Linked DNA regions of Homo sapiens: region 2 is linked to region 1. The links are chromatin loops, found by intact Hi-C in ENCODE. Cell type or tissue: MCF 10A. All regions are shown on one strand. Each heading gives the region's core, and the rest is flanking DNA. Links, peaks and the distances in the headings are about the cores only.

Region 1 (2,916 bases), core at 239-2,738:
GTTTCTCGTCTAGGTCTCCTTCAGAATGGGCTGGCTGGTTAGATTTGTACTAGGGGCCACCACAGACTGAAAAGATAAGCCTGCTATGGTCCTGGGATGGCCGGTGGTTTACCTGGTGGTCTTCCAACATGGGCTTGACTTAACTTGAATTTCTGGGGCACCATTTTGGACCTAACAGGCTCTTAACCTGCACCTATAAAGACAAAAATGAAACCAAACCCAGCTTTAGTTGGGAGGCTGAGGTTTTTAGCAGCTAGTCATTTTTTCCTAGGTGCATTTTCTCTCTGAAATGATAGGGACTGGATAACTTCTAAATTCCTTCCAGCTAAAAAAGAAAAAAGTCTGATTCTGTGATTCTTTATATTGGTTTTTGTATTGTTCCTCTTCCCTTCCCCCCGCATCTGTTCCTTTGGTGAACTTTGTTTCCTATGTTTAGTTCCTTATTGTATTAAGCCTCCCAACTGTAATCAAAGTGTGTTTATTCTGTTTGACTTAACAGGAGTGAAACCCTTCTCTCTGCAGTGTTGTAATGTGCCCTCTGATCTCCCTGAAACCAGCTCGGTTCCACCCAATATCATTTCCATTTCTACAACTCTCTTTATCTTTGAGGACTTAACTTTTGAAAGTATATTCATATTTAGTTCACCCCTTTTTGTACCCCTAATATCCTTCTTGACCTATAACAAATTCTGTCTTTACTAGAAATCTTTCAGCATTCTAACGTTCTTTGTTAGCTCTCTCACGCCATTGCCCTTCCTGAATATTACAAGGGAACACTGTGTAATTACACAAAGGAACAAGCATCAGAGTTGGTCTGCCCTGAGTTCAAATCTCAGCTCCACCATTTACTAAATGGCCTTAACTTGACAAAAATTACTTAACCTCTTGGAGCTTCGGATTCTCAATTTGTAAAGTGAAGATAATACCTCTCTCATAATGAGATAGAAAAATAAAACAGTCACATATCCGGAACATAGTAGGTGCTCATAAATGGCCATTTCTTTGTGTTTTATCTGCCCACCTCCCTTCCCCTTTATAAGTTGCGCCACCCACCTGTCACTCCATGGTTTCGTCTCTGAGTTCCAGATTGATAGTCCCTGCTCCCTGTTGGACATCTACCCTAGACCGTAAACACTTCAAGTTTGATTGTCTAAGTGGAATGTCCTGTCCCTTCCTCTTCTCCCGTCTTCCCCTTGCCACCCCTCCTCCATCTGAGACAGAGCTCTGTTCAGTGGCTGCTCTCCAGCCTCTCCCCCAGGCAGGAAGCCAAGTTTTCCCCCAGGCTTTCCTTTCTCACCGGCCTGATCAGTCATTCTCCTGAGGCCTCCATCTGAGGTTTTTTTAGGGCAGGTCTGTTAGGGGTTTGCTCTTAGTCCTAGGGTGTGGACCTCTAGTTCTGAGAGGTGGGCCTTATTCCTAAGGTGTGGCCCTTCGGAGGTTTCAACAGAAAACTGGAAGTGTTTATTGAACCTCCTAACTTGGAGGGACTCAAATTTCAAACTGTGTCTTCCCAGAGCCAGACAGTTGGTGAAGATCTATCTGCTGGGCTCTTCTGGCCTCCAGCTTTCCACGGGGTTCCTTGGAGTCTCATCACCTGCATGCACAGTTGAAGGATTGAGAGGCATTTCTGCACAGATTTTGGGGCTCTCCTCTCTGTGGCTTACTGTTTTCCAGGATTTCCCCCTTAATAGCTAATGTCTTCAGAGCCCCCAGACTGGAACCTTTGGCTGCTCAGCCCAGTAAGATTGCCCCATGTGGGCTTTCTTCTTTTGCTTTATTTCCCGGCGTCCTAAAAGACTAGGGAGTGCCCTGAGGGGAGGACTGGAGACAGGTGCATCTTACCTAGTTTGCTTCCCTTGTTTTGAGTCATATCCCCTCCAAATTCTGCCTGCTTTTGATTGCTTTTCAGTGCCTGCATATAGTTATTTTTTAAAATATCTGTCAGAAGGCTGAGGTGGGAGGATCACTTGAGCCTGGCAGGTCGAGGCTATAGTGAGCTATGATGATGCCACTATACTGCAGCCTGGGTGACAGAGTGAGACCACATCTCTAGAAAAATAAAAGTAAATAAAAGTTAAAAAAATAAATCTTGTAAAGTGTTTTTGGTAGTTATAAGTAGGGAGATTAGTACAATGTGAGCTACTCTACCATTACTAGACCAAGTGTGGGCACTAGGGTTTTGCACTTGCTAATAACATACATGGTTATGATGAGAAGGGGACCTGGTGTTTCAAATTCCACGTTACCTGTTTTGCATGTAAATAATATTAGGATATCTAAATGAAGAGCTCTTACAGAGAAAACTATGAAACTAGAGAGGGCTCTAAACAAAACTAGAGAGGGCTAAAGGTTCAGGGTTGGAAGGCTACAAAATAGGAGCCTCTTATGTTATTACTGGAAGGAAGCTTATATAGCCACAATCCCATGTTTTTGTAAATAATGGGTAGCCACTCATGACTGGGTCTTGAAGTCTGTTTGGGGGTTGCAATCAGCAGTTCTGAAAAATAAAAGTAAATAGAAAAAACTTTCATACTACATTCTATGTAGTAAAAGTAAGCATGTAATACTTTGTGTATGTGTATGTGTATAGACATAAATGTATTATGTAAATGTGAGTTACAGCCTAAAGTGTGGGTCAGGCCAGGCACAGTGGCTCACGCCTGAAATACCAGCACTTTGGGAGGCCGAGGTGGGCAGATCACTTGAGGTCAGGAGTTTGAGACCAGCCTTGCCAACATGGTGAAACCCCCTGTGTACAAAAATACAAAAATTAGCTGGGCATGTTGGTGGGCGCCTGTAGTCCCAGCTACTCCGGAGGCTGAGGCGGGAGAATCGCTTGAACCCAGGAGGTGGAGGTTGCAGTGAGCTGAGATTGTGCCACTGCACTCCAGCCTGGGCGACAGAGTGAAACTGTGT
Region 2 (2,916 bases), core at 168-2,667, 50 kb before region 1:
GCCTAGGTGACAGAGACCCTGTCTCAAAAAAGAAAACAACAACAACAAAAACCGTAAACAAATATTGGACTCTAGTTAAGATATATATGTCAGAGTTTGGTGGGAAATGTTTATGATTTATTTTGAAGTGCATCAAAATAAAAAATATATATATTTGAAATGCATCCAAAAAATAACACAAATTGATAAACGAATAAAGGGATAGATAATATGTGATAAAGTAACTGCAGTAAGATGTTAATGCTAGAATCTAGGTGGTGGGTGTAAAATTCTTTCAACCTCACTGTTTGAAAATTTTCATAGTTAAATGTTGGAGAAACAGAAAAATGGAAGTCTAGAGGATGTTGAAGGAAGAACCAATGAAGTTTAAGAAAAGTGATGTTTGCCATAAAAAGAACGTGGGCATGGGAATCAAACAGGCCTGAATTCGGGTTCTGGTTTAGCTATTTGTCAGCTAAAGAGATTGAGTAAATTGCTCAGTGGTGGTGCTGGGATTGGAATGCAGGCACCCTGGCTTTGGAGACTTGCTGTCTACCTTGCGGAGTCGTGAGGATTTAAGCTCCTAGATCAGTGTCTGACACTTGGTAGATAATCATACAATAGCTGTTGTTCTTAGTGTACCGTCTGCCATAGAGGATGAAGAAGTCCAAGACATTAATGCTTGACCTGGAAGATTTCTATGACATTGCTATGGCACTGTTGCCAGTGCCATACATAGATAGACAAGCTGGAAGGTAAAACTATTTTTGGGGAAGAGATGGTTAATTTAGTTTTAGGTAAGTAAAACTTGAGATTTTGATATGAATAGTTTCATATATTGTGACAGGTTGGATTATTGGAAAAAAATTTTTAAAAGATAAGAATAAAAAAAGAGTTTCATATATTTTCCCAAACTTCAACAAATCGTTTGTTCATCAAAAATCTGAAAATATTTTATGTGCCAGGCACTGCTGTAGACCAGTGAATGAAATAAATCTCTTCCTTCACAGAGTTTACATTCTAAAAGGGTTTGAAGAATTTTCTTTCCAAATATATCTATATTTCAAATGCAGAATGACTCCCTAAAGGTGGAAAGATAGGCGTTCACCAGCAAGGGAAGAAGATGGTGTTTTCATAGCAAATTTTTCTGCTGTCCCTGAAATCATGCCATATAAGCAGTAATTTCCTCGGTGTTCTCTCAAGCCCATCTGTGTTCTGATTTCCTCTGCAGTTCTTTTTACTTCTATCTGGAGTTGGTGGAACAGCTTATAGAAGCCATTTATGATTGTTTCAAAATATATGCTCAGGCTTCTAAAATGGCCCTGGCATGAATAAGAGTAGCTGCTTTTCATAGGGTATACAGGGCAGAGAAGACAGATGAGATTCGTCATATTATACATACTTTTGGGTCTCACACATGAATCATGTAATTTAGCGAGGCCGTGACTTCAGTACCCTTCTAGGGTGTGTGCTCCTCAGTGATTATGCACTCATTCCAATGGAGTAGGAGGTCAGTCAGTAAAAGTATTTATTGAGCCAGATTCTCCTCTGCTTCTGAGTCATTTTCTGGTAGAGTGAAAAGGTTCTCTGGGAGAAGCTTTAACTCTTTCAGATTACAAGCATTACTCCCTTTGTGTAATGGGGTAGTTCTCTAAGTAATTATATGGGGTTTATGCTAATTCTTTACTTGATATTTTAGATAATTAGATATATCTAGTCTGATAGATGAAATCTGAGAAAATGTAGTATAAGAAGAAAAATAGTATCTAATTTGGCCGAAGGTTAAGGAATAGTTTTAATAACATAAACATCTAGATGGCTAAGAAGTTTGCAGGACATTATGTGTGGTGTTTTTTTTTTTAAGAAAATACTTAGGACACCACCCTTATGTGGAAATCTGACATCTGGCAACTTCAGTCCTCTGGAAGACAGCCAGAAAGTAAGAAAGGGGCCTCAGTGCACATGAAAATAACTGTTGAAAAACTCTACCACGAACATGTGTCCTTTCCCACCACAGTAGAGTTTGTTAGCCTCGCATTTAGAGCTTGTTTACTTTTATTTATCTAGGAACTTTACATAATTTTGGTAGTATGCGTGTGGTCTCCCCTCCATAGCAGATCATAAACAGCAATATAGCAAGGGCGTGGAAAAGTTGACAGAGGAGAGCAGAGGGTAGGCTGACGTTGAAAGAGAAAGGCCTAAAAGATAGACAGTGCTGGTATTGTGTATCACAGCTTAATACAGTAATGTGTAGTCTTAATAATGAACTTGGACCCATCAGCCAAAGAGTAAGTCATGTTCAAGGTCTTCTAATAAAGAAGTCAGGGAAGTCTGGAGTGTGTCTATTTTTAAACAATCAAAGTTAACCAGGTTTTGACATGTTGAAATGGTAAGCTCCGTAGAGTTTATATGTTTGAAATAGCACATTCTCTGATGATGCTATATCAGTGACACAAATTTGAGCTTGCAGTTGATTATGGAAATGATGCTTTGTAATAATGACTAATGTTTATTGAGCAGCTACTATACCAGCCCTGACCTAGGTGCTTTCACACTGTTAGCATACTGGTTAAGGCTTTGGAGACAGACAGATTTGGGTTCCCATTACACCTCTGACTTACTATGTGACCTTGGACAGCTATCATCTCTCTGATCCCGTGTCCCCACCTGCCAAATGGGAACCAATAACATATGATAGGGTCCTTGCGAGGACTCAGGGAAGTACATGGTAAATGCATGTACCTAGGAAGTACTCAATGAATGTTAGGCACTGTTATAACTATAATAGTCTTGATGGTTATTATGAAAGTATGATTATCTCCATTTTTCTGGATGAGGAAACTGAAGCCCAGAGAGTTTAAGTAAGATGTCCAAGGTGAAATCGCTAATAAATAGTGGAGCTGGCCTGTGGACCTGGGTCTCTCTGACTACAGAAGC

Evidence for each region. A loop is a pair of places that touch in the nucleus more often than their neighbours do. Peaks named below come from ENCODE experiments on the same cell type or tissue, not always from the same donor. Only the 100,000 strongest peaks of a DNase experiment are listed, where the experiment ranks them.
Region 2: a loop joins it to region 1, with 2.4 times the contacts of the local background. A loop is called at or near these places in 7 of 110 quality-filtered maps.

The regions. Positions count from the first base shown.
Region 1 is chr10:99,925,437-99,928,352 of GRCh38, reverse strand. The region is part of intron 4 of DNMBP (dynamin binding protein); the gene reads left to right. It overlaps DNMBP-AS1 (DNMBP antisense RNA 1), which reads right to left and starts at 1,148. Exons shown (of 5, transcript NR_024130.3): 1 at 1,054-1,148; 2 at 113-193. In MCF 10A, for the core only: no CTCF peak of the experiment used is centred there; a DNase peak (open chromatin) is centred at 1,262.
Region 2 is chr10:99,975,710-99,978,625 of GRCh38, reverse strand. All of the region lies in intron 1 of DNMBP (dynamin binding protein), which reads left to right. Among named protein-coding and RNA genes, the nearest start is that of DNMBP, 33 kb to the left of the region's middle. In MCF 10A, for the core only: no CTCF peak of the experiment used is centred there; DNase peaks (open chromatin) are centred at 1,465 and 1,905.